2 separate regions of the Homo sapiens genome follow, and region 1 is linked to region 2. A link is an interaction called in ENCODE POLR2A ChIA-PET data of the cell type or tissue named here. Cell type or tissue: Panc1. All regions are shown on one strand. Each heading gives the region's core, and the rest is flanking DNA. Links, peaks and the distances in the headings are about the cores only.

Region 1 (16,770 bases), core at 7,641-10,140, 71 kb before region 2:
CTCTCAATAATTCACAGTCGAATGAGGGACTTTGTTCTACACAGTCATTTAGTGACAAAGTTTCCTTATATCTTGAGGCTCTGTCCTCTTCTACATGCTTACTCGATTCCTCTCCATTCAGCCAGTAGGTGAGTAAAGAAAGTGAGGACTGCATGTTCTATATGGGTCTGACATGGAACTGCTGTATGTCAGTACAGGCTCCAGAATATTCTACTTATTCTGGAACCCAGTCATGTGGCAATACCTAAAGCAAGGAACCTGGAAACTACAATCTTGCTGTGTAACTAAGAAAAGGTTATTATGGATTTACTAAGCAAAACAGTCTCTACCACAGCACAAAAAAATAGATAGTTGTAATATTATTTAATAATATTATTTAGTAGAAACCATAGATCTGGAGATACATTCTGACTAACAGAGATGTTTCTGTTACATTGGGAATAATTGCACCAAATCACCAGTTTATTTCAATAATAAATTAAAGAAATTACAATTGTTTTAGTTTAATTTTTATCCAGGTACCACTATGAAAGCCATTAACATGCTATATACTTTCTTAAAATTCATTTTGGTGATCATTTAAAAGATTTGTGACTCTGAGGTACAAATTGTTGTTATAACTTTTGTGATAATAGTGCATCATAGTTGGCGATAATCTTGTAGGTTAATCTATCACCTTTTATAATATTACTGTCATGAGATCCTTGGGGTGTTGCTTTGCCAACTGGAAACCTCTGTGGCTGGCAGTGCCTTCTGCCTCAGTATTGTTCACACCTGCTGGACTCCTTCCACCCACTCAGCCCGGCAGGCTGCACTTGGCTCGTGCTACTGGCCGGGATCCCACAGCTGCCAAGGGCTAGCAGGCACAAAGTGGTGAGGGGTGTGTGGGTACGGCAATGGAGGGTCCTGCCACTACACACAACCAGGCACACCAGTGGCTGCGATGAGATTGTCAGCTCCAGGTGCCAGCTCCATTCAAGGCTATGGCTGGACCAGAGGTACTGCATGCAGCTTCTGCTGTGGGCACCTGCATCTGGATGAGGGGAATGCAGTGGCGCCTGGAAACTTGGAGATGCCAGGAACCACAAAGCCCCAAAGAGGGTGTCCCAACTCTGGCTTGGAGAGCCCCTAAGGTCTGGGCTCCCCAAAGGCTACAACTCTTCTCTTCTCTCCTTATCATCCGTAGCCTGTCCCACATCCAGGAAGAATAAGTTCTGCAGACAACCGGAGGGTGAGCAAGGCAGACAGGAGCTTCATTGAGGAACAGAACAGCTCTCAGGAGACCTGAAGTGGGTAGCTCCTTTCCACAGGCAGGTTGTCCCAAAGAGTGTCCAGCTCTCAGCAGAGAGGAGACCTCTAGTCCGTAGCTTCTAGCACCTTTCCACAGGCAGTTGGTCCTGATGAGTCAAGGAAACCCAAAGTAGGTAGCTCCTTCTCGCAGCTGGTGGTCCTGATGAGTCAAGGAAACCCAAAGTAGGTAGCTCCTTCTCGCAGCTGGTAGTCCTGATCGCTGTCCAAGTCTGGCTAAGTCTAGGGTTTTTACAGGCTCAGAAGGGAGGAAGTGGATGCTGATTGGCTCCTGGGCAGCCATGGGCAGCCCGGAAAAAGCACCATAAGTTCTCACTGCAATCCATGAAACTGGCAGTCCAGCCACCTGGCTTCAGGCCGTCCCTGGCTTGAAGGTGGGGCTTGACTAGGGACTTGCACCTTTCCGCTAGGAGCCTGCCTGCCTCCTGTTGCCATCAACCTACCATCCATGACGCGCATGGCACCCAGGCTGTTTGTGCTGAGGGGCACATGCAGGCCTACGCTGAGCTGCCCTCAGCACCGCCTCAGCCTCCCTCCCATGCTTATCAGTGCCCAAAGTCCAGAGGGGTCCCAGATGGAAGGGGGCTGGCGTGTCAGCACTGCCCTAAGCACAGATACACCTGGTCAGATCATGACAGCACCTGGACTGGCCTCAATTTTGCTCCAAAATCGGAGTGAGTGCCAGGAGCAGGGAGAAGCCAGACAGCGGAAGCAGGCACTATTGAGCCTACAGGAAATGGGGGGCTTTCTGGGTCCCTGGGAGTACACAGATGCCCGGTCTGCAGCTGCAGCCACCCAGCTGGGAGAGCAGGGTTCCCACCCCACCAACTCAGCAGTGTTGTCTCTGGCCTGCCAGCTCCATTGAGTATGCAGCCCTGGCCCACACCTCCCCTGCTGCAGCTGGTGTCCCCCTAGTGGCTTCTTCTGATGGACCACCTGCCGTCATTGCTCATCCTACTTTGAGCATTTATTTTCATTCATAGCACAGTTAAGGTGAACTACATATTAGGACATTTTTTTCAAAATGTTTATGACGTATTTTCTGAACCCTTGCCTATCTGATGATAGTTTTCTATTGCTTTCATATAGGAAAAACTAATTTGTGAATAAAATGCTTATATCTCAACATTTCTCCTTGAAAAAGTGTAACTATGGCAGAAAAATGAAAATCCAGCCTGTTTTTTGTTTCTTCTTGCTGTCCTATATTTTTACCCAAATAACATGCAAATTCTTTTTTATTAGTATTGCCAAGAATTTGCTGAGGTTTTCCAATTTCATAAGTAAACATTTTTCAGTTCCACAAAATTTTCTGTAATTATGTTATTTCTTCTCTTCCTGTTATTTTGATTTCTTGTCCAGAAAAAAAAACCCAGAATCCTTATATTAGATGTGTGTTTTCTGTCCTCCACATCTTTCATATTTTCTTTCATCACTTTCATCTATTTGTTTTATTTTATATTCTTGGAAAACCTCTCAAGTTGATTTAATTCCTGTTTTCATGAAACTATGGGAAATAAAGTCATGAAAAGAGCAATGAAAATACAATGGAATGGAAATTAATAGAACTACATATAATATTTTGTGAAACCAGAATTGCAGGAATATTTAATTCTTCCTGAAGTATACATCTGGGAAGACATCAGGCAGGAGGTACACGTGGCATAGCTCTGGAAAGACAAGTATGTTTCCATCAGTTGAACAAGTCAGCAAATGTTATTTTAGGCAGAAGAAAGAACATATTTAAGGGCACCATGTGTCATTACAAAATGTGCTGTTTTCAGGGGCCAGAGAGATATTCCGGGAGGCTGAATCTTAAACTCTCATGAGAGGAGTAGTGGTAGGAAGCTGATGTGGTTTGAGGCCAGATGGTGACTCTCGTGATATACAGGTGGGTTAGAGTAAGGCAGGTGGATAAAAGGAACAGAGGAGAGAAGGAAGCCTCTACCATTCTAGCTTGGAAGAATGGCTAGATTATTTTTACATTTATTAAGAGAAATAAAGATAGAGGAGCATATTTGCTAGAAGATAACTAGCACAATTTAAAAATATGAGATTTGAATGTCTATAAGGTTTTTGGATCACACTGTAGGAATGTGTTTAGAACTATGAGCCTTGCACTAAGAAGAGATATTAGGATTCCGTGGAGATTTGAAAGGATATAAAGGAGTTACATTTCAGTGTTTGAGATTTCCCAAAGTATCTGCAATGGAAAAAGAACTGGTATTGGACCACTTGGGAATATCTCTCTTTAATTTTCAAAAAAGAAATATAATGAATGAGAAAGTGGTCAGTGGTGCCAAATTATTCAGAGTGATCCAGTAAGATGAAGAATTTAAAATGCCATTTTCCTGACTTGAAAATTAGAGGTGATTGAGACCAGGATGAGATCAGCTGCAGCTGAGTGATGTTTGGGGAAGCCAGAAGCCAGAGTGCATTTGGCAGAGCAGTGAAAGCAAGGTGACAAAGGTGAGGCAATGAAGGTCTTGCTTAGCAATAACGAAGCCCATTGCATTTTTCCTGATTTACAACTGCAAACATTTAGCATTTTTCCTGTCACCAAAGTGTTTGCATAAGGGCAACTTTGCTGCCCACGAGGGAATTAGGCTGCTAATTTCCTCCTGCCTGAATATCATGTTATAAATCAAGGTATAATTAGAGAAGAGAAGCACAAAGGTATGCATTACTCTGGAGTGCATGAAATTTTGGAAAAGCATCAATGAAAACACTTTTGCAAATCACTGTGTGTAAGAATGGACTAATACTGTAGTAGGTCACAATGTCTCCCTAGGGTCATGGCCCCCACAGACCATTCTGTCACCTTCACTCTGCTTCCATATTTCCATTTTCACTCCCATCACTTTGCTCAATCTCAGTCCCCTGCCCAGATTCTGCTACATTTGTTACAGCATTCAGCAAAGAGTTCAGAGTTCCTTAAGTGCTGTGGATCTAGTAGGGATGTAGAGATACCAACCTGTATCAAGCTATAAAACCTTTTTTTTTTTAAATCTCTTCTCTTCCCTCAGTTCTTTATTCTCCAATAAAACCTAGAGATATATCACATTTTGTCAGCATGAGAAACTTTCTCTATTAATCCCTAGTTTTAGTTGCCAGGATATCTGAATCTCAAGAATACCAATGTTCTCTTTGTATCATACCTGCACCTCCCAGGAATTATAATCCACAGCTCAGACAAACTTATAAGGAGATCATTTGCTTCGACTTATATCTTTGTAACTTTTAACTACTTTTAAGGCTTACAACAATGTAATGCATGCTTATTAAAAAAATTAGAAAAATACAAAAAGAGCATGATGAAAAAAAAATCCTACAGTAATTCTACAAAACAGAAAACTGAAATATTTTTATTTTGGTATGAGGCTTTCAAATTGACTTTTAATTTTCAAACATTACACAGAAAGAAAAATATACATACACTTTTAGCTAGCCTTTTAAAACTGAAAAGCATATGTCTGGATCAAGGACCAATAATACAAAAAGTTATATATTGAAAGTAAATCTATCTCCTTTGCCTCACAACCTTAATCCTGTTTCCCAGGAGCAACCCATGTTAGCATTTAATTCTGTACTCTTCCAAATGTTCACTGGCATGTGAAAGTATGCAAATTGTAGAAATAAATTCACTTTAAATAAACTTAATATACTGCACATACTGATTTATCCTGCCTATTTAACTAAATTTTTAATTTTCTCTTAAATATTTTCAGATAAAATTACTTTTATTAATTATATGTTATTTATTTATTCAAGTGAGAAGTTGCAATATTTGGTTTTCTTTTCCTGCATTACTTTGCTTAGGAAAATGGCCTCCAGCTCCATCTTTGTTGCTGCAAATGATGTCATCTCATTTTTTCATGGCTGCATAGTATTCCATGATGTATATGCACCACATTTTCTTTATCCAGTCTACCACTGACAGGCACCTACGTTGATTCCATGTCTTTGCTATTCTGGAAAGTGCTGTGATGAACGTACGCTTGCATGTGTCTCTATGGTAGAACAATTTATATTCCTTTGGATATATACCTAGCAATGGGATTGCTGGGTCAAATGGTAGTTCTGTTTTAAGTTCTTTGAGAAATTGCCAAACTGCTTTCCACAGTGGCTAAACTAATTTACATTCCCAACAGCAGTATATAAGAGTCCCCTTTTCTCCACAACCTTGCCAGCATTTGTTAATTTTGACTTTTTAGTAATAGCCATTTGGCTGGTGTGAGATGGAATCTGATTGTGATTTTGATATGTATTTCTCTAAAGTTTAGTGATATTGAGTATTTGTTCATAAGCTTGTTGGTCATATGCTTTTGCAAAATCTCTTCATGTCTTTTGCCCACTTTTAAGTGTTTTTTTTCTTATAAATTTGTTTAAGCTCCTTATACATTCTGGGATTTTTTTTTTTTTTTTTTTTGCTCATACATTTGTTTAAGCCCCTTATGAATTCTGGATATTAAACTTTCTTCTGCTGGCTTTGGGGTTGGCTTGCTTTTGTTTCTTTAGTTCCCCTAGTTCAAATATTAGGTTCGTAATTTTTGATATTTTTAACTTTTTGGTTAGTAGACATTTACTGCTATAAACTTCCCTCTTAACACTACTTTAGCTGTGTCCCAAAGATTCTCATATGTTTTTCTTCATTCTCACTAGTTTCCAAGAAGTTCTTGATTTCTGCCTTAATTTCATTATTTACCCAGAAGTCACTCAGGAACAGGTTGTTTAATTTCCCTGCAATTTTATGGTTTTGAGTGATTTTCTTAACATTGATTTCGATTTTTGTTGCTCTGTGGTCCAAAAATGTGGTTGGTATGGTTTCAACTTTTTTTTTTTTTAATTTGCTGAGGATGGTTTTATGACCAATTGGGTGGTCAATTTTAGAGTACATGCCATGTGCAGATGAGAAGAATGTATAGTATGTTGTTTTGGGGTTGAGAGTTTTATAAATGTGTAATAAGTCCATTTGGCCAAGTGATGAGTTCAGGCACCGAATATCTTTGTTAGTTTTCTGCCTTGATGATCTAATGCTGTCAGTTGGGTGTTGAAGTCTCCCACTATTATTATGTGGTTATCTAAGTCTCTCCTTAGGTCTTTAAGAACTTGCTTTATGAATCTGGGTGCTAAGATATATAATATATATCATATAGATAAGATCTTATATAATATATATAAGATTGTACATATATCATAGTTAGATCTTCTTGTTGAATTGAGCCCTTATTATTATATAATGGCCCTCTTTGTCTTTTTATGTTTATTGTTTTAAAGTTTGTTTTGCCTGAAATTAGAATAGCAGCTCCAGCTTTTTCTGTTTTCCATTTCCTTGGTATATTTTTCTCCATCTCTTTCTTTGAGCTTATGCATGTCACTTTATGTGAGATGGGTCTCTTGAAGACAACATACCATTGGATTTTGCTTCTTTATCCAACTTGCCACACTGTGCCTTTTAACTGGGGCTAACCCATTTACATTCAAGGTTTGTATTGATATATGAAGACTAGATTCTGTCATTGTGTTATTATTAATAGCTGGTTATTATGCAGACCTGTTTGTGTGGTTGCTGTATAGTTTCACTGGTTCATGTATTTAAGTGTGTTATCGTAGTGGTTGGTAATGGTCTTTCCTTTCTATATTTAGTACTTCCTTTAGTACTTCCTTCAGGACGTCTTTTAAGGCAGATCTAGTGGTAATAACTTTCCTTAGAATTTGCTTGTCTGAAAGGGATCTTATTGTTGCTTCACTTATGAAGCTTAGTTTTGATGAATATGAAATTATTTGTTGGAAATTATTTTATTTAAGATATTATTTAAGAAAAAAAAAAGAATGCTAAATATAGGCCCCCAATCTCTTCTGGCTTGTAGGGTTTCTGCTGACAGTTCTGCTGTTAGCCTGATGGGGTTACCTTTGTAGGTGACCTGCCCCTTCTCTTTAGCTGCCTTTAACATTTTTTATTTCATTTTGACCTTGCAGGATCTGATGACTATGTGTCTTGGAGATGATCTTCTTGTGAAGAGTTTTTCAGCGGTTCTCTGCATTTCCTGAATTTGAATGTTGGCCTTTCTAGTGAGATTAGGGAAATTTTCATGGATGATATCTTAAAATATGTTTTCCAAGTTGCTTGCTTTCTCTCCCTCTCTTTCAGGGACACTAATGAGTCACAGATTTGGTGTCTTTACATAATCCCATGTTTCTCAGAGATTTTTTTCCTTTTTCTTTACTGTTTTTTCTTTATTTTTGCCAGAGTGAGTTATTTTTGAGATCCAGTGTTTGTTCTCTCAGATTCTTTCCTCAGCTTGGTCAATTCTGCTATTAATTCTTTGATTGTATTCTGAAATCCTTGGAGTAAGTTTTTCAGCTCTATCAGATCAGGTTGGTTCTTTCTTAAAATGATAATTTTGTCTTTCATGTCCTGTATCATTTTATTTTTATACCTTAGAATCCTTGGATTGGGTTTCAACTTTCTCCTGAATCTCAATGATCTTCATTCCTATTCATACTTCGAATTCTATTTCAGTTCTTTCAGCCCCTTTAGCCTGGTAAAGAACCATTGCTGAGAAACTAGTGCAGTTGTTAAAGGTAAGAAGACACTCTGGCATTTTGAGTTGCCAGAGTTCTTGTGCTGGTTCTTTCTCATCTTTGCGGGCTGATGTTCTTTTATTTTTTGAAGTTGTTGTCCTTTGGATGGGTTCTTTTTTTTTTTTCTTTTAACCTCTTTTATGTCCTTGGGGGTTTGACTGTGGTATAAAGTGAGTTGGTTGACTGGATTTGTTTCTGGAATGGTTTAGGGGGCCAAGCCCCAGCTCAGGATTCCTGGGCTGCATCCTCTAATTCTGGGGAGCTGGTATCAGGCCCCTGGCTTTGTTCTCTGTCCCCTTGAGGTTAGGGATCTACTGTACTGTAGAGGCTGAGGTGTTCCCAGACCACTGGTCACAACATTCTGCTGGGTGGTGCCAGCCAAAGTGCTTCATTGAGTGATGGTAGTGGGATCTGTGATCATTTGCAACTACCACCAACAGCAGCAGCATGGCAGGGTGCACCCTTGTTGACTGAGGTGTGGCACTGGCAGGCACATGGGTGCTGGCCTCCATCAGGGTGTTTGCAGTGGTGGTGGTGACAGAGTGACATGGGAGAGGGGTGTGGGGCTTCTGGCATCCATGGGTGTGTTTGCACCAGTAGTGGTGGTGGCACGGGGGCAGAGCACTGGCAGGCATGGGGCTGGCACCCTCCATGCATGTGTTCAGGCCAGTCAGCCACTGTTTTTGACACTTGGGATACTGCCCTGAACAAGACAGAAGAAAGTTTCTTCCTCTGTAACAGGAATCCCTAGTTGATCATTTTGGGCTGTTTCCAACTTTACACATTGTAACTGTGAATCTTTCCTGTGCCTATAATTATTTCTTAGTTATATATTCCTAGAAATGCTTGTATATTATCAAACAGTACAAACATTTTTCAGGCTTTTGGACAAATATGCCAAATTACCTTCCGAAAGGTTTACATTTATATCACACACCACAAATGAACAGCATGACTATTTCAACAGTCCCTGACAAACAGTATCCTCCTTTCTCCTTCCATTAAGACAATAAAATCAATCCTTGACTAAGCTACCAAAATAAGAGTACACAGGTTTAATTCAGATATGTAACCAAAAATAAGCTCTTGTTTTCAGCCTCAGTACATTTATATTTAATGTAAGAAATTTAAATATACTCTTAATCATTATTTCTAAACAGTATACCTAAAAACTTTAGATAGTCCTTTATACAAAGATTTCATTTATAAAAAGTGCAACTACAGTAATAATAATAAGAAAACAAAATTTCTTGGGCAAAATTAGGTCATTCTCGTATTTTGGGGAAACTAGAAACCTGGCTGCCTTATACAAGCAGTGATTCATTAATACTAATTGGTGCTTTTTTTTCCATGCAAGAGAGAAAACTGTTCTAGATCCTAATCATTCCTTATTACAGTAACAGCAGGCTGTATTTAATCCGCTACTCAACTCTTCAGTTACAGAATCAGCTGACCTATAATTAAAAGACATTTAAGTCTTAGAAGGAAAGAAAAACAAATCCTAATGACAAACAGATAGCAGAAATTCCCAACCATGCTTCCCTCACCTTGGGTCCTCCCACTTCTGCAATCCTGCTGTCAACTTCACTCAATTCTTTTCAGGGAAATGGAAAAACTGCTCCTTCTCCACTCTAAAATTAAATAATAAGAATGAGCATGTGACATACACAATTACACCAATGTCTAAATATGTTAGGATGGAATTATAATTTTCTCTTTATATTTAATATTAATTGTCTTTGAATATAAAATTAATACATATTTATGTGAGAATTTTGAAAAATATAAAATACGTAAGAAGAAGTAAAAAGCCTTGCTGCAGAGAGGTATACATTATTAATAGTATACTGTGTTTTCTTTCACTCTTTTTGCTATATATACATCTTTTTTTTTTTTGAGATGGAGTTTTGCTCTTGTTTGCCCAGGCTGGAGTGCAATGGCACGATCTTGGCTCACCACAACCTCCGCCTCCCGATTCAAGCAGTTCTCCTGCCTCAGCCTCCTGAGTAGCTGGGATTACAGGCATGCGCCACCACTCCCAGCTAATTTTGTATTTTTAGTAGAGACGGGGTTTCTCCATGTTGGTCAGGCTGGTCTCAAACTCCCGACCTCAGGTGATCCGCCCACCTCTGCCTCCCAAAGTGCTGGGATTACAGGTGTGAGCCACCATGCCCCCGCCCATACTTTTGTATTAAACATACACATACAATTTTGTTAATGGTTAGAAAATTGAGGCAAGACTGTGAGTTGAAAAGCACGCAGGTTCTACAGTTGGACTGCATGGGGAAACATTCTGATTCTGCCTCTTTTTACATGTGTGTCTTTGGGCCAGCCACTTAACCTCTCTGAGCTTCAGTTTCCTCACTTGTAAACTGGTAATAAAAATAGCACATATCACATGAGGATATTTTACAGAATGAATAAGATAAATATCTGCCATGTAATAAACAGTCAGCAAATGTCAGCTACAGTAAAGCTTTTTAATTTGATTTTTTTCCAGTTGAACACATATCACCGTCATTGTCTCTGTGACTAAAAAATGCTAAGAACATCACTTTAAATAGGTCTATAATATCCTATTACACGGGAGTTCTGTGTTGAAAATTTCCCTTATTGGACATTTTAGATAGTTTTCATTTTTTCACTTCTATAAATAGTATTGCTGTGAACCTCTAATGATTATCATCTCTGATTATAAGGACACTTATTATATTTTGAAATAGTGAATTAAAAGCATTAAACTTTTAAAGCTCCTTGACACATATTTCTCAAGTGACTTTCAAAAGTAAGTTCTCCTTCCCTCCAGTAAGCTGTACAGTCTCTGGTTTACCTTTTTTTTTTTTTTTTTTTTTTTTTTTTTTGAGATAGAGTCACTCTCTGTCACCCAGGCTGGAGTGCAGTGGCGCGATCTCGGCTCACTGCAAGCTCTGCCTCCCAGGTTCACGCCATTCTCCTGCCTCAGCCTCCTGAGTCGCTGGGACTATAGGCGCCCGCCACCACGCATGGCTAATTTTTTGTATTTTAGTAGAGACGGGGTTTCACCGTGTTGGCCATGATGGTCTCGATCTCCTGACCTCGTGATCCACCCATTTCGGCCTCCCAAAGTGCTGGGATTACAGGCGTGAGCCACCGCACCCGGCCTGGTTTACCATATTTAACAATGCTGGTGACAATCATGTCAACATTTTTGATTGATTGGATATGTGAAAAACGTATTTTACTGATCGTTCAATTAGAAATTATTTTATTATTAAAGAAACTAGACATGTTAAATCACTTCAGAGTGTATTTCTATCACGTGTTTTTGTGAATTGTGCAGTCATTCATGTTCCTTGCTCATTTTTCTGTAGTAGTGTTGTTTTATCTTATTGATTGTTCAGTGACATTTATTAAGCAAGCATATTTCTATTTTTCAATTAAATACTACAAAATATTTTTAGTGCTTTTTGTCTTTAAACTTTGATTTTGGTTTTTTTGAGGTAGTGAGTTTTAGATTTTCAGGTAGTTAAAACTATTCTTTTTTTCTTTCCTTTGTGGTTTCTTCCTGTTTTCCATGCTGCAGTGGCCTTTTTCATCAAACTTGTTTTAACCACCTCTCAGAAACAACCAACACAATTCATCAGTGTCATGAAGAGTTGTTTCTCGTGCAACAAATATAACAAGAAATTTTCATTTTTATACAAATAAGAAAGCATACATTTCCATTAGTAAGTTCATATTTGTCAAGACAGATCCAGGATTTCTTTCATCTTGCTAGTATCTTCATGATATTTACTAGTTATGGTGGCCAATTAGAGTAAACTATGTCCACTTCCAAATATAAATTTCTTTGTAGAATTTCTCCTTTGAGAAGTTTTGTAATAAAGAAAGACCCCAATTTGTTTTTCTAATAATGTTAGGGATGAAGTTGATAATGGTATGTCTAAGAATAGTTCTTGAATAAAAGAATGGCCTAGATTAAAAACAAAAGTGCACTTGTTAGCACCAATAGATTTATAATAACTTAATGGAATGAGACATTGTAAATAACGTTGAGGCTCAGCAAGAGTTCAATGGCAAAAACAGCTGTGACTGACTTGTCAAGGTTGTCCTGGGAATGTGAAGTAAGGGAGTGGCATGTGTGCCCAGTGGATATCCTCTTATTGGTTCCTTTTAGAATCTATTCTATTTCTATGGTTTTATAAAGAAATGTTTTTTGTTTTGTTTTATAATGAACTAATGCTTTTAAAAATCCTAGACAAAAACAAACAATCAAAAAGCTCCCATGAGCTATACTCTTCTCCAACCAGCATTGGGGTACTCAATATGTGGCTTTTTGAGACTCATACACTTCCCTAAGCCTCCTTCTGCATATTTTCAGGTCTTATTAAAACAAGGACTCCCTTACTTGAAGTGTTAACTTCTCTGTCAAAATGGCAAATGCAGTTTCTCAAATGAATTTTAGTAGCTATTTAGTGGGTTGTTAGATTACAGATCATATGTCAGAATGATGCTATGTGAGTCTAGGGCACACTTAAAAAAAAAATAGACACATCCCTGGGTGAAGGAGTCAGAAAGGAATAGACTAGTGTTGGAAAATGCATTGAAATCAAGTATGATGCCCAGATGATGCTAAAACCATCTTTACAATATCTCCTTCAGGTAGTGGTCTCCCCCAGGCTTGAACACCACCAGATACTATGAGCTCTCATGCTATGAGAACTTGCATTTCTAAAACACCTGCCTTTACACAGCAACCCTGAAAAGGGGATATGTTTTTCCTATTTAAAGATAGGAAAATCAGCTCAGAGTAGTCAAACGGCTGAACCAGTATTTAAAATCAAGTATGTACAACATTAAAAAATGATGCTGTAACTCCCAGTGTTACCACAAACTTGAACCCTCAAATTTATGAAAGAATAAATTTCTTCTCTATTTGCTTAAGAACCTCATTCAATAAATCAAAATTTATTTTACTGATTTGAATAAACTGAAAGATAAATCAATTATGCTTCATAAAAGGCAGTTTTTTTTAATTTTCAATCAGCTCAGGAAGTGTTTCTACTTTACCCTCCAATATACTCATTTGACCTGTTAATATTGTTGCAAAATCAGTCTTAGCTTACTTTAATGACTAGCCAAGACTAGACTAATCTGAGTTGCTGTATTGATTGCCTATGTAAAATCTGCTAAAAGATTTGAGAAGCATTTTGAGCTTTTAAATAAGTGAAGAATCTGTAAGTTGCCTCAATCTTACTCGCTTATTGAATTAGCATGGAAAACTCTATGAAGACATGGAATAATTTAGTTCCTTAATGTTTCCTCACAAACTAGAATTTAAGTACTATTCATTCCATGTCAGCTGATAGGTGCATTCTACAATATGCCCACATGGTTTGTATGTCATTCTATACTTCTGAAAAACTATAGTTTGGTCCACTGCTAGATACTAGCAAAAGGAAATTGAGCAGTAAGTCTTGTAATGACCAGTTTGCTCATGAAACTGCCTTTTCGTAGTTGTCAAATGAAGATTTCCTAACAAGTGATTTAGAGAAACATTCGCCAAGTTTAGAACCTACTCAAACCTTGTTGATTTCAAGTTCTGGCCCAAATTGTAGTCATTGGTTTTGTTGGCAAAATAGGACTTTCTGTTTCTTAGAAAATCAGCAATAAAAATCTTCTTGGACATTTAAATTGCTTTACAAAACATTTTGATGAGTTAAATATAAATGAAATAGAAACATAAGGCTTACATTTCCCTTAAACACACAAGAGATTGTAAATAAAGGGAAAATGTTCATGGAAACATGTTTGGGAATATGCTAAAACTTTGAAAAATACTTAGGGACATTCGATGAGCCCAAGTGCAGCTGGATCTTGCTCAGCCATGACTCTTTTTTTTTTTTTAAAGATAATGGATTATAAATAAAAACATATATTAATAATTCACATAAGGGATGATAGCAATGGAAGAAAAAAATCCCTCTGCATTACTTATCCAGATGGAAAAATTCTGACAGGCTTGAAAAAATAAAACATGGGAAAACTGAAAAGTTTTATCTCTCACATAACACAGTTGTTTTTCCTGCAAAACACAACAGAATTACAAAATCCAGATGATTAAAAATGTGGAGGAAAAACTGAGTATCAGGTATGGCTGTCAAATTGAATTAGTTTTTATTCTCAAACTGATCTGAAAACTAGAACTTTTCACATTGGTATACATGGGAGATTATATACATATACATACACGTAGAGAGGGAGAGAAAGAGAGATAATCTAGAATTTAAAACCTTTAAAGACAACACATTTAAAAACGCTTAAAATGTCCACTGGGTGCAGTGACACGTCTGTGATACAGAAGTCTGAGTCAGGAGGATTGCTGGAGCCTAAGAGTTGGAGTCCAACCTGGGCAACATATTGATACCCCTATCTCTAAAATAATAAAAATAATAAAATAAAATAGAATTTAAAAAGCCCTCTTAATCTGTACCTGTGTAAGAAGAAAGCAGTAAGAAAATGTGATGTTTGGACCTATCCCGAATGTCTTCTTACTTGAATCAATGCAAGGTTCATGCTTTCAAATAACTGTAGACTTGATAAGTTACAATGAAAACTTTGATGAAAAGCCTCATATTGGCAATTCTTAAATCAGGATTGCAAGTCCTTGGATTGCAGTGACCTGTTCTTTGGGGAACTCTTAAAGGATATTCAATGAATTAACATTCCCAAATATCATGTACACAGAGCAAGTTCAAATTTCCTCCCTGAAATAAACCACAGCTTAGTTGAAACTAATATAGCTCATTCACTCTTGTATTCACTCATTTAATATATAATTATTTGCACCCCCTACTGGTGCTAGTCACTATATTAGCTAGCCACTAAAAAAATACACAGTATGATCTCTGTGGTATAATAAAAATATATATATATATGGTCTTTGTTTCTAGTTCCTGGCACAGAGCTTCTAAACCACTTGGCATTTTCTGAGTGATAAAAGTGTCTTCTATTATTCATAGTGACCCTGTTTGTAACATACCTGAGCTTAGGCTAACAAGCTGACTCACGGTGGGGTCTTAGACAGTTTCCAGGGAGAAACTGGCCACTCCAGAAATAATGCCAAACACTTGAATATAGAGTTGAAACTTTCAGCACCACTTTCTGGTCTCCAGGAAAGAGAAAGGGGCTGGTGTGATCTCAAATCACATGGCCAGTGATTTAGCCAACCATGCCTACGTAACAAACATCCAGATAAAACTCTGAAACAACTAAGTTCAGGAAGCTTCTGGGTTGGTAAAATCATTGATGTTCCAGGAAGGTGGTATGCCTACAGAAGACATGGAAGCTGTGTATCCCCTTTGTTTCCTCAATAAATATCTTGCCGCATCTGTATCTTCCATTTGGTTATATGATACAGCGCTTTCGGTGACTTCTGTAAGTTCTGTGAGTGATTGTAGAAGATCATCAAAACCGAAGGTAGGTCATGGGATCCCTTGAATATGATCAGAATGAAAAATAGCCTAAAGACGCTGAACTTGCAGCTAGTATTTGAAGTGAGGACAGTCTTATGGTGGACTGAGCCCCTTAACCTGTGGGGTCTGTGCTGACTCCAGGTAGTTGGTGTTAGAATTGAATTGAATTGTTGGACACTCAGCGTGTATAAGAAAATTACTGTTGAACGTACCCTCAAGAGCTTCCAGTTTAGTAAAGGTGACAGACACATTCCTTGAGGAAGAGAAAACTACAAGCCAGTCTCACATGTGAATATCAATTTGAAAATCTTAAGTGAAATATTAGCAAACAACTAGCAGCACATCAAGAATCCCACATTCTACTTAAGAAGGGTTCACTCCAGGAAAGCAAAGGTGATTTGAACTAAGGAAATTCATTAATGTAATCAATTTTATTAGCAGAGACAAGGATAAAGATCATATGATATACTTGTAAATGTGAACAGGCATTTAACAAAAATTCAATACACATTCATGTTAAAAATTCAATCATATATTAATGCAATATATATTTTACATATCAATGTAAAATGAGTTTAACGTGAATATTCATCAATGTTAAAGGGCATTCAGTTCAATTATATATCATTGTTTTTTGACATGCTGAGTTAATTTGTGTGTATACATATTTTATGTATGTGTCTACATATGTATATATATGTACAACTAATATATATCAATACCAAAGAAAATTACCAATCATGGAAAAAGGTACAAAACTACAACATTTAATGAGGATAAACATCAATAAGTCAAAGAGATCCAGAAAAAAAATTTTGTTAAATTTGTAAATTAATTTAGGAAGAATTTTTGTCTTTATGATGTTGAGTATTACCATGCAAGAACATATTTAACCTTTCTATTTCTTCAAGCCTACTTTGTGCCATTCAGTGTGTCATATGTATATGTACGTATTTATGTATTTTTCAACCACAAGGCCAACATCTTATTTAATATACAGACACTGGATTTTTTTCCAATAACGTCAAAGAAAATAAGGATGTTCATTATATTTACTTTTATTTAATATTGTATAGATGTAATAGCCAATGCAAATAGCCAAAAGAAAGTAAAGGCATAAAAGTTAGAAAAAGGTAAAATTATCTCTACTTGCAGATGATATGATGGCATATATAGAAAAACCTGAAAGTATCAATTCAGTACTAACATAAGCAAAATAATATAGTTAAATAAGGAGTTATAAAATTATAAAAATGAATAGTCTTCAATATATTAAAACCATGAAAGAAGATATAATGGAAGAAATGCTCCATTCTCTCTTGTCGCCCAGGCTGGAGTGCAAGGGCATGATCTCGGCTCAACGCAATCTCCACCTCCCGGGTTCAAGCAATTCTACTGCCTCAGCCTTCCGAGTAGCTGGGATCAC
Region 2 (16,770 bases), core at 5,316-7,815:
AGTCTTGCTCTGTCACCCAGGCTAGAGTGCAGTGGTGTGATCTCAGCTCACTGCAACCTCTGCCTCCCGGGTTCAAGCGATTCTTCTGCCTCAGCCTCCAGAGTAGCTGGGACTACAGGCACATGCCACCACGCCCAGCTAATTTTTTTGTATTTTTAGTAGAGGCGGGGTTGTCTGTGATTCTTAAAAAATGCCATGAGGTCTTCTTACAAGGTACCTTAGGTTATGTTCTCTGCTAGCCATGGAGAGCATTTTCTTGATTTGCTTATAATTACAGAACTGAGGAAAATTGTAAGAAAGTAAGTTTTCATTCTAAATTTCTGATTAATCATCAGAGAATATATTGCTAGAGGATGAGTCTAACTCTATTTAACTCTTGGAAATGAGCCCCATCTACAACTGACATGAGAGCAGGTCCTTAATAGATCCTCCTGAGGACACAAAGTTGAGAGTAAAAAAGCAATCAACTAAATGTTCATCTTCACAGCATGCATTTTTCCTTCTGTGGAGTTGTGTAAGAAAAGTAGGGAGGAGATAGGAGACAGTTAGAAGGCTAGGTTCTATAGTATTCGTTGAAGAAACATTGTAAAAATACATAGAGATCATGGAATCCTGACAGGCCCATGTTATCTTGACAAGCTTCACAATGCCAACCCAAGGAATATTTCAAAGGTGGGACTCAAACCAACAAAAATCTTTAGGACATGAGATAAAATGAATGGGGTAGCTGAATACGCTAGAAATGGAAGAAAAATTCTAGAGTTAAAAGTTATATTTATTCTCTCAATAGATGTTTATTAGATTTGGACTATGTGTCAACTACTATGTTAAATGATAAACTACACCAGTTTTGAGCTTAGATTGGCAAGCCTGATGGTAGGCAAAATAAATATCAACAAGAGATATATTAGCAAATGATGTAAAGGAATTAAGTGATTGTATGGATAATTTTGTGTTTATAATAACTGTTTTCACCTAAAATATTAAAGTAAAATATCAACAAGAGATATATTTATAGTTTACCTTCATTTGCTACCAGCATATTCTCTAGTCACTACCATTTAAACATTTAAAAGCACATACTTTATTCAGATTTGTACAAATAAGAGTGAGTGACATGTGTTTTAAGAGTATTTTTTTTGCATCTGATTTTTTGTTTTTAAGTGAACAGCAATTTATGCCACAGAGAAGAATTAGAAAAGAATCCAAACATTAGAGGAAGGAAAAAGGAGGTGGAGAAGTGAGAAAAAGATAAGGAAAAAGAGGGAATAAAGATCATGGAAGAATATTTAGATCTTCCAATTCTCCTTAAACACATGCAGTGCATACTCAGCAATTCTACCCAGAAAGGCCAGAAGTCACTGGGATAAGCATCCTATATTTACTATGAAACATTTACCTAAGCAATTGTTTTTGTTTTTTGTTTGTTTTATGTGTGTATGTGTGTCTAAGTTTTGACTTTGTTTAAAGCAATCTAGCCAGACAAACTAAATTTTAGTAAGATATTTCTTTTTAAAAATGACCAATTACCATATTTTAACTGTTTACAGGTAAATAAAGATGTGATAATTACTCAATTGACTGAGCATCATTCAATTTGCTGAGGACTCAAATAGAACAAAAGGTCAGGGAATGAGAACTTAATCTTGATATTGAGCTGGGACATCTATCTTCAGACATCAGTGTTCTGGAACTTAACACCATTGCCCCTATCACCCTACCCTAGATATCAGGCCTTCAGACTTGAAATAAATTACAGTGCAGGCTTCCCTCTTTCTCCAGCTTGCAACTTCTCAGCCACCATAATTCCATGAACCAATTCCATATATATAATATGAACATATATGAAGCATATACACACACACTATATATATATATAAAATATATGTATAAAATATATATAAAATATATACATATATCCTACTGGTTCAGTTATTCTGGAGAACCATGACTAACACAGATTTTGGTACTAAGAGTGGTTTTAGGGGAACACAATTTTAAAGATGACTTTTCTGAATTGATTCAAGGGTTTCTGGAATTGGCACTCTAATTTGTTTCAATTTAAATATGTTAATGACTCTAAGAAATAGACATATAAATTAAATGACAAATAATTCAAAATAACTGCCATAAAAATGTTCAATGATCTCAGGAAAGCAATGAATCAAAAAAATGAGAAATTAACATGAGAAAACATTGAAACAAAATTTGGGGTAGATAAATACAATAACTGTATTGAAATATTTACTAGAGGGGCTCGACAGAGACTCAGTTATGCAGAAGAAAGAATCAGCAACCTTGAAGACAGGTCACTTGAAATTAACCAGTCAGAGGAGCAAAGAAAAAAAAAAAAGTAAGTAAAGCCTAAGGGACTTACAGAATACAGTCAAGTGAACCATTAGAGGATTCTACTTAACATTTAAAGAAGAATTAACATCAGTGTTTTTCAAATTCTTCAAAAAATTGAAGAAGAGGGAAGTCCAAACTTATGAGGCCAATTTAGAATTCTGATTCGAAAGCCAACAAATATTACAAGAAAATGAAACTATGGACCAATATCCTTGATAAATATAGATGCAAAAATAATCAACAAAACAGTAGCAAACCAAGTTTAATATCAAATTTAGTGGCATATTAAGAGGATATACACCATGGCCGAGTGGAATTTATCCTTGGAATGCAAGGATAGTTTGCCATATGAAAACCAAACAATATGAAACTTCACATTATCAGAACAAGTGATAACAACCAGATGATCATATCAGTAGATGTAGAAAAAGCACTTGAAAAAAATTTAGTACCTCTTTAAGACAAAAACACTGATCAAACTAGGAATAGAAAGAAATTACCTCGACATAAAAAAGCCATATGTGAAAGACTCACAGCTAATATCATAATCAATGCTTTAAAAAATATCTGGAAGCTTTTCTGCTAAGATCAGGAACAAGTCAAGGATACCCACTCACACCACTTCTATTCAGTACTATTTCTAGTACTGAAAGTCATAGCCAGAGCAATTAGGCAAGAAAGACAAATAAAATGCATGCAAATTGTAAAAGAAGAAATAAAATTGTCCTTATTAACACATGACATGATCTTATATATATAAACCATGAATAAGTCCACCAAAACAAACCTATTAGAGCTAATGAACACATTCAGCAAAGTTGCAGAATACAAACTTAGTATACAAAAATCAGTTGCATTTCTATTAATTAATAATAAACATCCAAAAAGGACATAAGGAAAACAATCTCATTTACAATACTATTAAGAAGAATACAATACTTAGGTAAAACTTAATCAAGGAAATGAAAGATGTGTACACTGAAAAACACAATTTATTCATGAAAAAATTAAAGAAGATTCAGATAAGTGAAAAGATATCCCAGGTTCATGGAATAAAAAATTTAATGTTTTTAAATTGTCCATTGTAGCCAAAGTGATCTACAGACTCAATGCAACTACCATAAAAATCCCAATAGTACTTTTTGCAGAAATAGGAAAAAAAATTATAAAATTTATATGAAACCACAAAAAAAGAAAACCCAGATAGCTAAAAACACCTCACACTTTCTGACTTCAAAACATATTACAGAGGTAGAGTAATCATAATAGGATGGTACTGGCATAAAGACAAGTCTATAGACAACAGAGGAAAATAGAGAGTACAGAAATAAACCTTTACATAGTGGGTCAAATGATCTTTGATAAGGGCACCAAGACCACAGATGGGAAAATGATAGTCTGTTTTACAAATGAATTTAGGAAACCTGGATGCCCACATGCAAACAAATGAAACTGGACTCATCTTTCACATTACACAAAAATCAACTCAAAATGTATTAAATCCTTAAGTGTAATACCTAAAACTATAAAACTCAGAGAAAACAACATAGAAGGAAAGCTTCATAACATTGATCTTAGCAATGATTTCCTGGATATAACACTAAAAGCAGAGGCAACAAAAGCAAAAACACACAAGCCGGATTAAATCAAACTAAAAAGCTTGTGTAAAGCAAAGGAAACAATCACAGAGTGAAAAGGGAACATATAGAATGGGAGAAAATATCTGTAGACCACATATCTGATAAGGGGTTAATATCCAGTCATGTGAGGAACTCCTACAACTAAATAATAAGAAAAAAAATGAAATATTTGATTTTTAAAATAAACAAAGAACTTAAATAGACCTTTCTCCAAGGAAGACATACAAGTAGTCAATATGTACATGAAAAGACTCTCAATATCACTAATATTCAGGAAAATGCAAATTAAAACCATAATGAGATATTACCTCATAATTCTCAAGATGACCATTATCAAAGAAACAACAAAAATGAAACAGAGAGCAACAAGAAATAACAAGTTTAGGCAAGGGTGTGGAGAAAAGGGAACCCTTGTGCACCATTGGTACAAATGTAACTTCTATAATCTTTATGAAAAACAATATGGAGGTTTCTCATCATTGAAAGTAGAAGTATCATATGATCCAGCAATCCCACTTCCAGGTATTTATTTAAATAATTCAAAACAGGGTCTTGAAATAATATGTGCACTTTCACTTTCATGTTCATTTTGGCATTAGTCACAATAGCCTAGATGTAAAAACAACTAAAATCCTTTGATGGATGAATGGATAAAGAAAATGTGGCATAATCATGCAATGGGATACTTTTCAGCCTTTAAAAAGAAAAAAAAATTATCCTATGCCATAACATGGGTGAACTTTGAGGATGTTATGTTAAGTGAAATTAGCTAGTTATAGAAGGACAAATACCACATGATTCTACTTATATGAGGTATCAAAAGTAGTAAAAACTCATAGAAATGGAAAGTTTAATGTTAGCTGCCAGTGACTCAGGGTAGGGGGAAATGGAGATTTGCTATGCAATGAATCTAGAGTTTCAGTCACGCAAGATGAAAAAGCTCTAGAGATGTGTTGTACAACAATGAGTAGGTGTCATATTATGTGTTTTTTTTACCACAATAAAGAAAAAATATAAATCATATAAAGTATCACCTTTGGCCACAACAAAATTAAACTAAAATTAAATAATGTGAATTCATCCTGAAAATACTAAAATATATGGAAATAAGGCAACATCTTTTTTTTTTTGCAACATTTTTTTTTTTGAGACGAGTTTCACTCTTGTTGCCCAGGCTAGAGTGCAATGGTGCGATCTCGGCTCACTGCAACCTCCGCCTCCCGGGTTCAAGCGATTCCCCTGCCTCTGGTTCCTGAGTAGCTGGGATTACAGGTATGTGCCACCACACCCAGCTAATTTTGTATTTTTTAGTACAGATGGAGTTTCTCCCTGTTAGTCAGGCTGGTCTCAAACTCCTGACCTCAGGTGATCCACCCACCTCGGCCTCCCAAATTGCTGGGACTGCAGGTGTGAGCCACCACGCCCAGCCCAACATACTTCTTAATGACCTCTGGGTCAAAAAAGGACTCATAAGGGAAATTAGAAAATATTTTGAACTAAAGGTAAATAGAAACACAAGTTAGTCAAGTTCCAATCAGTAGATAGAAACCACAGCAATATGTTCAACACGAACATTTTAGGGTGAAGAACTATTAACTAGTAAAGGGTTAATAATATAGGTAACTAGTGGAATATAGGAGTAATAAATGCAGAAACCATCCATTATTTCTGGTGAGTAAGAATACAGATGAAAGGAGTTTAGAAGTTGGAAGATATTCCCCTCCCCTTGCTTGTCTAAGTTACAGACTTTATTAGAGAGAGTATGACTACTACAAGCAACTACAATCTACCTATGGCAAACAAACTTGCCAGAGGTTGCAGCTAGAGCTCATTCATAAGAGGAATCCACTGGGTATCTGGAAAATTCAGTAGAGGGTCGGGTAGGCTGGAGCTGTTCTATGGAAACTCCCTGCAGAGTGTCCATGAAGTGACAGGCTGGTCAAAGGTGGTCCAAAGAAACAATCCATTGCTGAAATAATGGAGGGCCACGGCCACTATGCAGAAACAGGCCCTCGTGGCGGGTGCCTGTAATCCCAGCTACTTGGAGGCTGTAATCCCATCTACTGGGAGGCTGAGATAGGATAATCGCTTGAACCCACGAGGTGGAGGTTGCAGTGAGCCGAGATCAAACCATTGAACTCCAGCCTGGGCAACAGAGCCAGACTCTGTCTCAAAAAAAAAACAAAGAGGTCCTCATGTAGCACTGTCTTCCTAGAGCTCTTCCACCAGAAGCAGCCCTCTGAACTGCTGGAGAAACTCACTGACTGAGTACTGTTGAGCCGCCTGCACATCACTGGTTACTATGGGAGAAAAAGAAAAATCACACCAGAAAGAAGCCTCTTCCTTTGCTTTGTCTTGCAGTGATCCCCCAGCAACCACTAAGGCTAACATTAAGCAGCTGTCTAAAGGGAAATTTTTACAGGGTTCGTTTTTAGTTTCCCAAATCAGGACAAAAATAGATGGATGTGAGATGAGAATCAATTAATAACTAGCATAATAACATATCAAAATTTATAGACTGAAGCAAGAAAGTAGGATTTAGAGTGAAATTTATAGCATAAAATGCTTGTATCAGGAAGATAAACAAGGTCTCAAATCTGTAATATGTCATCCTTAAGTTCTCAAAAAAAAATCTGTGATATATTTTTCCACCTTAGGAAAAAAAGGAGGAAATTTAACCAAAATATGCAATAAAATAGAAAAAAATAAAAATAAGTATGGGAATAATTGAAAATGGAAACAGAAAAACAAGGGAAAATCGGATAAAACCAAAAGACGCTACTTTGAGAGGGTCAATAAAACTGATAAACAACTAGTCAGTCTGAACATACCAAAAAAGATATCAGGAATGAAAGAGGGAACATTAATACTGATTCTACAGGAATTAAAAGGATAATAAGGGAATGTTAGTAATATAGTCCTATACTAGTAACTAATTAAATTTATGGATAAAAATCTTCCCACAAGGAAAATTTCAGGTCCAGTTGATTTCATTGGGGAATTTAAAGAAATATATTTAAGTAGAAAATTGATACTAGGAGTTCTCCTCAAACTTCCAGAAAATAGATGAGAAGGAAAACCTTCCCAACTCCTTTTATGAGGCAAGCAGTACCCTGATGTCAAAAATGTCAAAGATATTACAAAAAAATAATAAATTGCTGACCAGTATCCCATGTTAACACAGACACAACAATTGTTACTTTCAGAAAATTAAATTAAGGAAAATATTTAAAAAGATAACACATCTTTACCAACCGGCTTTATCTCAAGAATGCAAGGTTGATTTTACATTTGAAAATCAATCCATGTATCTCATTGTTTATTACAATAAAGGAGAAAAGCCCTGTTAAATCAAGTTTGACTTAAAGCTGCCTCCTTACATATTTTAAGTTCGGCCTAAAGACTTAACTGTACATCTTGAATTATAACAAGTGGAGGTGTAAACAGACCCTAGCCTACCGTTGTGCCAGTGACTGAGTTTTGGCCAATCAAATGTAGCCAACTCTTTGAACCATTTTCAAATAAGGTAAACTCTGAGTTATAACCAATCCAGCTGTTTCTGTACCTCACTTTCCTTTTTCTTTCCATAAAATCTTCTTCTGCCACATGGTTGCACTAGCGTCTCTGAGCCTACTCTGACTCAGGAGGCTGCCGATTCGTGAATCATTCATTGCTCAATTAAACTCTTTTAAATTTAATTTGGCTGAAGTTTTTCTTTTATCAACCATAATAGATGCAGGAAAAGTATCTGACAAATTTTATTACCCATTTATGTTAAAAACTCTCAGCAAACTAAAAGAAGAAGGAAATTTCCTCAATTTAAACAAATTTTATATATATTTTTTGGTTTTTGGTTTTTGGGGTGTGTGTGTGTGTGTGTTTATACAAGTAACACAATAGTTAATGGTGAAACACTGAAAGCTTCCCCTCAAAAATCAACACCTATTCATAATATAAAAATTCTCAGCAAACCAAAAATTGAAGGCAACTTAGATATTCTGAAAAAAAAAATCTAGAAAAAAACAACGACTAACATCATATTTGGGGGTGGAACACTGAGTGATCATGAGCAAGGCAAGAATAACTGTTCTCACCAGCTCTTTTTGACATTATCCTGATAGTTGCAGCCAGAGCAAAAGGCAAGGAAAAGAAAGGAAAGACATACAAATTGGAAAGGGAAAAATAAATCTCTTTATGAATAGATGCCATGGCTGTTTATGGTGAAAATTTTAAGTCTAACAAAAACCTACTAGAACTAATAAGTGAGCTAACACTTGTATCTTAAAAATTAAATTGGGGTATTAACAATAGCATAAAGTATGAATTATGGATAAACTTGACCAAATACATGCAATTCTTCTACACTTAAAACTATAAATAAATACTAAGGCAATTTAAAGAAGACTTAATAAAGCGTGGTATATGCCATATTTGTTGATTGGAAAACATGATATTGTTGAGATGTCTCTCCAAATTCTCTCCTCAAATTCATCTCCTCAAATTGGTCAATGAACTTATTCATTAAAATTGGCAATCACAAAATTCTAACAAGCTTATTTGTTGAAAGTGACAAGCTGATGTTAATTTTATGTGGAAATGCAAAAGACTTAGAATAATTGAAACAATTTTGAAAAAGGAGAACAAATCTGGAGGAGTTACGCTATCTTATTTCAGACTTTAAAGCTATAGCTATCAAGATACTGGTTATCGGTATGAACAAAGATATACAGATCAATGGGCCAGAATACAGAAAAGAGATATAGACACATACAAATATGGCAATTAATTTCAACTAAGGTGTCAAGGCAATTCAAAAGGGAAAAGATAGTCTTTTCAATGAATGTTTCAGGACAATTGAGGATATTCGTATGCAAGAAAATAAATAAACCTCCCTTACCTAATACTATATATAAAATTAATTTCAAATGCATGCTAGATCTAAATAGAACAGCTAAAATTTTTAAACTTTCAGAATAAAACAGAAAATTCCTCTGAGCTGGGAGTAGAAAAGATTTCTCAGATAGGAATGAAAAGCACAAATCGTACAATGATAAATTGAACTTCATCAAAATGTTTATAAATTGTTGTTTAGGGAATACTGTTTTAAAAATGAAAGTGTAAGTTACATACTAAGAGGTAGTATGTTCATGACATAATATGATAAAGGAGGTATATATTAAATATATAAAGAACTCTCACAACTCTGCAATAAAAAATTTGCAATTTAAAAAGGGAGAAATATATGGACATATTACCAAAGAAGACAAACAAATAGCAAATAAGCACACAAAAAAATACTTAATATCAGTAATGTTTAGAAAAATTAAAGTTAAAAGAACAATGACATATCTCTACATGACCACTAAAATGGCTACAGTTTTAAAAGCTGATAATCCCCAGGGCTGAAAAGGATACGAAGTGACTGGAGATTGCATATATTGCATATATTGCTAGTATATTGCAGAATATTGCATCCACTTTAGAAAGCAATATGGCAGTTTTTTAGAAAGGTGTTATATGTTCTAGCAATCCTACTTCTAGGTATTACTTTTTTTTAAAGGAAAACATATAGCCACGAAAAATGTGTGCTTGGAATTTTCATAGAGCTTTATTCTTAATATAGGTCCAACTAGAAACAAACAAAATGTCCATCATATGGTGAATGGATAAACTCATTTTTTTATAATCATATAATAGGCTCAAGAATTTAAAAAAAGAAGTTTAAAAGAAGATAAACTTTCGATACATGAATCTCAAAAGCATTATGATAAATGAAAGGAACCCAGTACCAAGACTGCCTAGTGAAATATTACATGACCTATACACCTCCATTTATATGAAATTCTGACAGAACTAGAGTCAAAGGAGGAGATCAGTGTTTGCTGAAAAAGGATTGAGGGTGTAAAGATTGACTGCAAGGGTCATGAAGGAAAATTTGGATTGATGGAAACGTTTTATGTCATGATTGTGGTGGTGGTTACACAACTTAATTTGTCAAAATTAACCAAATGTTACTCCTTTAAGGTTGGTACATTCTTTGTATACATATTATACTTCAATAAAAGCTAGTTACATGAACAAATTAGAGTAGGATCACTACTCTGTCATGTACTATTTACTTTAAAATCCCCCAAAATAACCAAGTAAGTGCAGTACTTTTAATACTCTTCTTGTAAAGGAAGTCTTATGTGTGTTCTGGAGTTGAGTTAAAATCTTGAGGTGTTTCTGATAACTTTTGACTGCACAATCTCCCTTCAACCCTCAGAATGTAGCCTTCAAAAAACAAGAGGGGCTGCTAGGGTACAAATAGATTCCTAATATGGTTATGTATAGGGTAATTTCACAAAATGATTCCCAATATTACAATTTTGTGGACAGAAAATGTACCATCACACATAATGTTTAAAAATATAATATCAATTGTTTTTGTTGATATATTTAACTCTTGGTCTCCGGTTTCCCTGAAAAAGCGTTTGGTTTTCCAGTTTTTTTCAATATTTTTCACTGGAAATACTTGAAAATTATTCAGTTGGTTAACACTAAGAAGTCTAATCTCCGTATCTATCTACTATAGCTTAGAATTTTTCATATTATAAAATTTTACATATCATAGATATTTTGCCTGCCATGTTTATTAAGCATTATATTTTAATCTGTTTTGTGGTTAGTATGAAATTTCAAATCATATACCACACTGGTTTTAGATTTTGTGACTTAAAGATCTGTAATTAAATTACATTTTTTGAGTTTTTAAAAATAATCTGCAAGACACTTAAGCTGTATAGGTTTTAGTTTCTAAATTTGTGTTAAAATTTAAACAGAATTCATCAAAAAACATTTAGTGTAATTCTGATGTAATTTAAATTAAATTACATCAGAGTTTCTGTTTCTTTAATTTCATTTTTCTAACACAAGAGGGAAGTGTTCTAAGGCTCTAGATGAAAACACATACTGAATGAAAACCCCTATGAAATTAGGCAGGTATACTTAATTAAAGTTGCCACTTGGCTAATATGTTTTCCATACTCCCACACACTGTAATATCATAAATATTCTTTATGTCCAAAGTGTGCATCTTTGTGAAGAAAATTAATGGGTTCTGAGGAGAAATAAAACAGATGTTATTATTCTTTGGTGTTTTAACCATCTACCCATATCTTCCTCTTAAATGTCTGACAGCACTTTAGTACAGGAAGTCTGATATAAAGGGAATATCTGTGGCTAAAGCTATATACAGATGCTCAAATTATGAAATTAAAACATAAGGACAGTTTTGTTCCCATAATTAAGGTCTGTCCCTCACTTTCCTGCTTAGAAACTGAATTGCTCAAGTTCTGTCTTTTAGGCAGAGTTGTCTACATTCATCACATTTACAGATCCCTGACTGAGAAAAGTTTTAGCGTTACATTCAGCTTTGTTGCAAAAATGTCAGCATTGTCTTGTACTTGGGATGGCTGGTTGTGTGTGATGGCCAAGGTCTGCTCAGGGAAGGGTACTCTTTGTTTGACTGAATCACTTGAGACCATAGAGAAAAGGTGCCCTGGGAATAATCAGAACTGGCTGATCAGAGGAGGAACAGAAATGTGGAGCTGTCCAAAAGAGAGAGGTGGAGAACTAGTTTGAAGTCAAAACCAAGCCAAAAGAACTGATGAGGTTAAGAAACCAGCAGGAAGGTATACTTGAAGTGTAAGCAAGTGATGCTTAAGACTGAAGGTGTGGAATTGGGCTAAAGCTGCCCAAAACAACAGTGATATTTTCTTTGCTTCTCTTGGTGAAAGAGCAGTGTCAAGACTTAAACATTGTATAAGAACCATTTTGCCATTTTAAACAAATCAACACTTGCAAACCATGTCCCTCCCTGCCCTATGATTGCCCCGTGTAAGCTTTTGGTTACAAAAAGCCCTCAGAACAAAAAATGCAGGCCAGTTGTAAAGCCTTCATTCACGAAGGCCCAGCCTCAGGGCTAAATGGGAGAGTTCTGCCAGCCATCAAACTTAACAGCCTTTAAACATGTGCAACATTTCTCTAAGCAAATTGGTTCCTTAATATGGTAAAATGTGCAGCACCCAAGGGGAAATACTGGTGATCTCATTGCCCAAAACTGATGGAGTCACAGCACTGTATTCCTGAAAAGTACTCATATTTTCCACTTTGATAAAATCAGAAGCAAATATGAGAGTCAGTAGGTTTTGACATCCATTGTTCATTCTCACTTAACTTTTCTTCCTATATAGCAGAGCACAGTGGTTTAATTCATAGCTTATGGGATTTTTTTAATATAAACCATTCAAATTTTTTCTATATTAATCAGTGGTTTCTAAAGATCCACAGGGATAAATAAACTCTGCAAGCTGGCAGAGGTTTCTTGTGGCACAACCACTGGTAGTTATAAACAGTAAACAAAACATAGTAACCATTTTAAGCACAAGAGATTGCTGTATCACACAGGGCATAAATCATTAGCTTAATAATTTCAGCAGCAGTGTCTCCAAAGCAAAATTAAGCCAACAGTTCCCCCTGTGGCAATAATGAAGTACTGTAATTGTAAAAGAAAAAAAACAAAACAAGAGAAGGCATGATTATACCTCAGCAATGATTGAAAATCCAAGTTCAATAAATAACTATAGGAATCTCATCTCTGCTGCTCTTTGGAGAGGTGGGAAAGGGCTTGCCTCCAACCCCCATGTCCATTCTTGTAGGCAATTTGACATGCACAAGCGCACTTTCCCTTAAGCCCCCACAATTCACATGTGCTGTAGGTAGGGCATGAAAGTGATGACTTATAACAACTGAGAAGATGACAAATTTCTCTCAGCTGTATAGGCGGACATTATTCAGAGAATTAAAGAGCCGAAAGAGTGCTAGGCCCAAGACAGTCCAATGTTGAGCTGGGCCATAAAACCTGGATACATGTCTTCCTCATGAATTTGCCAAGTGTCAAAGTTCGTTTTTTAAAAACTGGCTAAAAATTTGGTGATTTGGGGTAAGTGCTATGGAACATTATCAGATAAAAGGAGTTCAGGGAGACCATCTTGATTCCTCTGCTGTGTCGAGTCAATACTATAGAATCTTCATTTTTACTCTTTAGTCATCCATTTTATAAAATCAATATAGTCTTATTATTATCTCTCTTTTTAAAAAAAGCTTTGAGTGGACACAGTATCTCTTTGAATTTTCTCAATAATCCTATGTATTTAAAGTAGCATTTTACCTTTTAAAACATACCCTATTTTTGACTACCTATTATGAACACATCTATCTCCTCAGAATGTATTTCATCTAAAAACTCTATGATTTAGTAAAGCAGAAGGTATATTATTTGCACAAAGCTAACTACCAGCTTGATTATCTTATTAGTGGATTGAGGAATGATTTGATTTGATAATACAGGGATACAGATTAAACTAGATTGTGTAGCGTCAGTGCCACTTTTACAGGATGGGCAGACCCCAGGCACCTAAGAAATAATCAACAAATGTCAATTTCCCCATTTCCTTTCTCTCTCTCTTTCTCTCTTTCTCTCTTTCTTTCTTTCTTTCTCTCTTTTTTGACACAGAATTTCACTCTGTTACCCAGGCCAGAGTACAGTGGCGTGATTTCGGCTCACTACAACTTCTGCTGCCTGGGTTTAAGCGATTCTTTTGCCTCAGCCTCCCGAGTAGCTGGGATTATAGATGCCTGCCACCACGCCTGGCTAATTTTTGTAGTTTTAGTAGAGACGGGGTTTTACCCTCTTGGCTAGGCTGGTCTTGAACTCTTGACCTCGTGATCCACCCGCCTTGGCCTCCCAAAGTGCTGGGATTACAAGTGTGAGCCACCTCACCTGGCCAATTTCCCCATTTTCATTGTGCTTTGTTTTTAAGTATGACACTCAGGCAAAATCATCTTAAAGACTCCAATGTCTATGCTTATTAGGTTAAATTGTAGATATATATTTGGATATAAATACTCTCCTTTATTAATCTGAAATAAGAAAATTAGATGGGAAATGGCCTTCTCTGCACCTATAAGAAAAGACTTTTCTCCATGAACAAAATAAATTATTACATCTTTCAGCTCTCTGTAAAAAAAGACACATCTAGCATTATATATAATCACAATGCTATGCATCGTAAGTGTGGCATGGAAGTAATTTTGCAAACAAAGTCATGAATAGTGGATCTAATTTATGGTCAAAGAAAGGTTAAAGCTGCATCCTAAGTAAACATATAAGGGAAATGTGGTTTGTCTTTATTGCTGCTCTTTCCTCCCTTCTCCTTGCCATTTTCTTTCCTTAACTCCTTTTTGCTCCACCTTACCTGTCCAAAATGGTATTTATTAATGTCATCATTCACATTTAAATTTGGTGTCCTCCAAAGTTTCCTCATACTTGTGATCAGGACAAAGCCAACGATAATAGGATATAAGCAGTCATGTGTTGTTTAATGATGGAGAAAATTCTGTGAAACGCATTGTTAGGCGATTTCGTCCTCCTGCAAACATCATAAAGTGTACTTACAGAAACCTAGATTGTATAGCCTGCAACATACTTAGGCTATATGGTATAGCCTATTGCTCTGAGTCTACAAACCTGTATAGCATGTTATTACACTGAATACTTTAGGCAATTGTGACACGATGGTATTTGTGTATCTAAACATAGAAAGGGTACAGTAAAAATACAGTATTATGATCTTATGGGACCATTGTCTTATATGTGGTTAGTCAATGACTGAAATGTCCTTATTTGGTGCAGGACAGTATTTGGATGTTAGGCTTATCAGACATATGATTTGAAATATGTTCTGGCATTCTATGGGTGCAACTAGTAAATTTTGACAAGGATTCAGCTTGGGAGATCCTTTTGACCTGTTAGAGTACAGCATTGGCAATCTATCTTGACTAATTGACTTTAGGTAGATTCATTCTTAGCCTATTCTTCCACTTGGTGCCAATTATATCTTGTATATATTTGTACCTCTGGGTACCTGGAGTGGGGATTTTTATAATCACGATTTTTAAAAATATATATGATATATATATACACACATATAAAATATACATGTATACATATAGCTTATATATACTTTATATGTATAGTATATATATAAAGAAATCTTACAATGCATTAATAAAAAGACAAATAGCCAATTCAAAAATGGACAAGGAATTTGAATAGACATTTTTACAAAGATATACAAATAGCCAACATGTACATGAAAATATGTTCCACATCATTAGTCATTAAGCAAATTAAAAACCACAATCAGATGCCATTTCACACCCACTAGGAAGGCCATAATCAAGGGACAAACAATACCAAGGGTTGAGGAGGATGTGGAGAAATTTCAACTTCAATACATTGCAACCAGGATTGTAAATGTTGCACCTGCTTTTGGAAAAGTTTGGCAAATCTTCAAAAAGTTAAACACAGAGTTACCATATGACCCAACAGTTCCATTCCTAGCAATATACCTAAGATAATTGAAAACATATATACAACAAAAACTTGTACATGGATTTTCATTCCAGCATTCTTCATAATAACCAAAAAGTAGAAACAAACTTCCATCAACTGCTGAATGGATAAATAAAATATGATACATCCATATAATGGAATAAAATTCATAAAAAGAAATTTAGCACTAATACATGCTGTAATATGAATGGACTTTGAAAACATTATTAATATGGTTTGGCTGTGTCCCCACCCAAATCTCATCCTGAATTCCCACATGTTGTGGGAGGAACCCTTTGGGAGATAACTGAATCATGGGAGCAGGTCTTCCCATGCTGTTCTCATGATAGCAGATAAATCTCACAAGATCTGACGGTATTATAAGGTGGAGTTTCCCTGAACAAGCTCTCTCTTTTGCCTATTGCCATCCATGTAAGACGTGACTGCTCCTCCTTGCCTTCTGCCATGATTGTGAGGCCTCCCCAGCCACTTGGAACTGTAACTCCATAAAACCTCTTCTTTTTTAAATTGTCCAGTCTCAGGTATGTCTTTATCAGCAGCATGAAAACTGACTAATGCTGTAAATTGGTACCAGTAGAGTGGGGCACTGCTGAAAAGATACCCCAAAATGTGGAAGCGACTTTGGAACTGGGTAACAGGCAGAGGTTGGAACAGTTTGGAGGGCTCAGAAGAAGATAGAAAAATGTGGGAAAGTTTGGAACACCCTGGAGACTTGTTGAATGGCTTTGCCCAAAATGTTGCTAATGATATGGACAATGAAATCCAAGCTGAGATGGTCTCAGATGGAGATGAGGAACTTGTTGGGAACTGGAGCAAAGGTGACTCTTCTTATGTTTTAGCAAAGAGAGTGGTGGCATTTTGCCCTTGACCTAGAGATCTGTGGAACTTTGAACTTGAGAGAGATGATTTAGAGTATCTGTCGGAAAAAATTTCTAAGCAGTAAAACATTCAAGAGGCAACTGGGGTGCTGTCAAAGTCATTCAGTTTTATAAGGGAAGGAGAGCATAAAAGTTTGGAAAATTTGTATCCTGACAATGCGATAGAAAAGAAAATCCCATTTTCTGAGAAGAAATTCAAGTTGGCTACAGAAATTTACATAAGTAATAAGGAGGCAAATATTAATCCCCAAGACAATGGGGAAAATGTCTCCAGGCACGACAGAGGTCTTCGTGGCAGCCTCTCCCACACAGGCCCAGTGGCCTAGGTGGAAAGAATGGTTTCCTGGGCTGGGCCCGGGGTCCCCATGCTGTGTGCACCCTAGGGACTTGGTGCTCTGTGTCTCTGCTGCTCCAGCCATTGCTAAAAAGGGCCAACATAGAGCTT

Evidence for each region. ChIA-PET counts read pairs that join two places held together with the same protein. Peaks named below come from ENCODE experiments on the same cell type or tissue, not always from the same donor. Only the 100,000 strongest peaks of a DNase experiment are listed, where the experiment ranks them.
Region 1: POLR2A ChIA-PET joins it to region 2 with 10 read pairs; 2 of 35 experiments call an interaction of 5 or more read pairs at or near these places.

Annotation. Positions count from the first base shown.
Region 1 is chr1:218,981,834-218,998,603 of GRCh38, forward strand. No RefSeq gene overlaps it. Among named protein-coding and RNA genes, the nearest start is that of LINC01710, 72 kb to the left of the region's middle. In Panc1, for the core only: no CTCF peak of the experiment used is centred there; no DNase peak of the experiment used is centred there.
Region 2 is chr1:219,054,740-219,071,509 of GRCh38, forward strand. No RefSeq gene overlaps it. Among named protein-coding and RNA genes, the nearest start is that of LYPLAL1-DT, 110 kb to the right of the region's middle. RefSeq lists a silencer at 11,674-11,874. In Panc1, for the core only: no CTCF peak of the experiment used is centred there; no DNase peak of the experiment used is centred there; H3K27ac peaks cover 258 bases.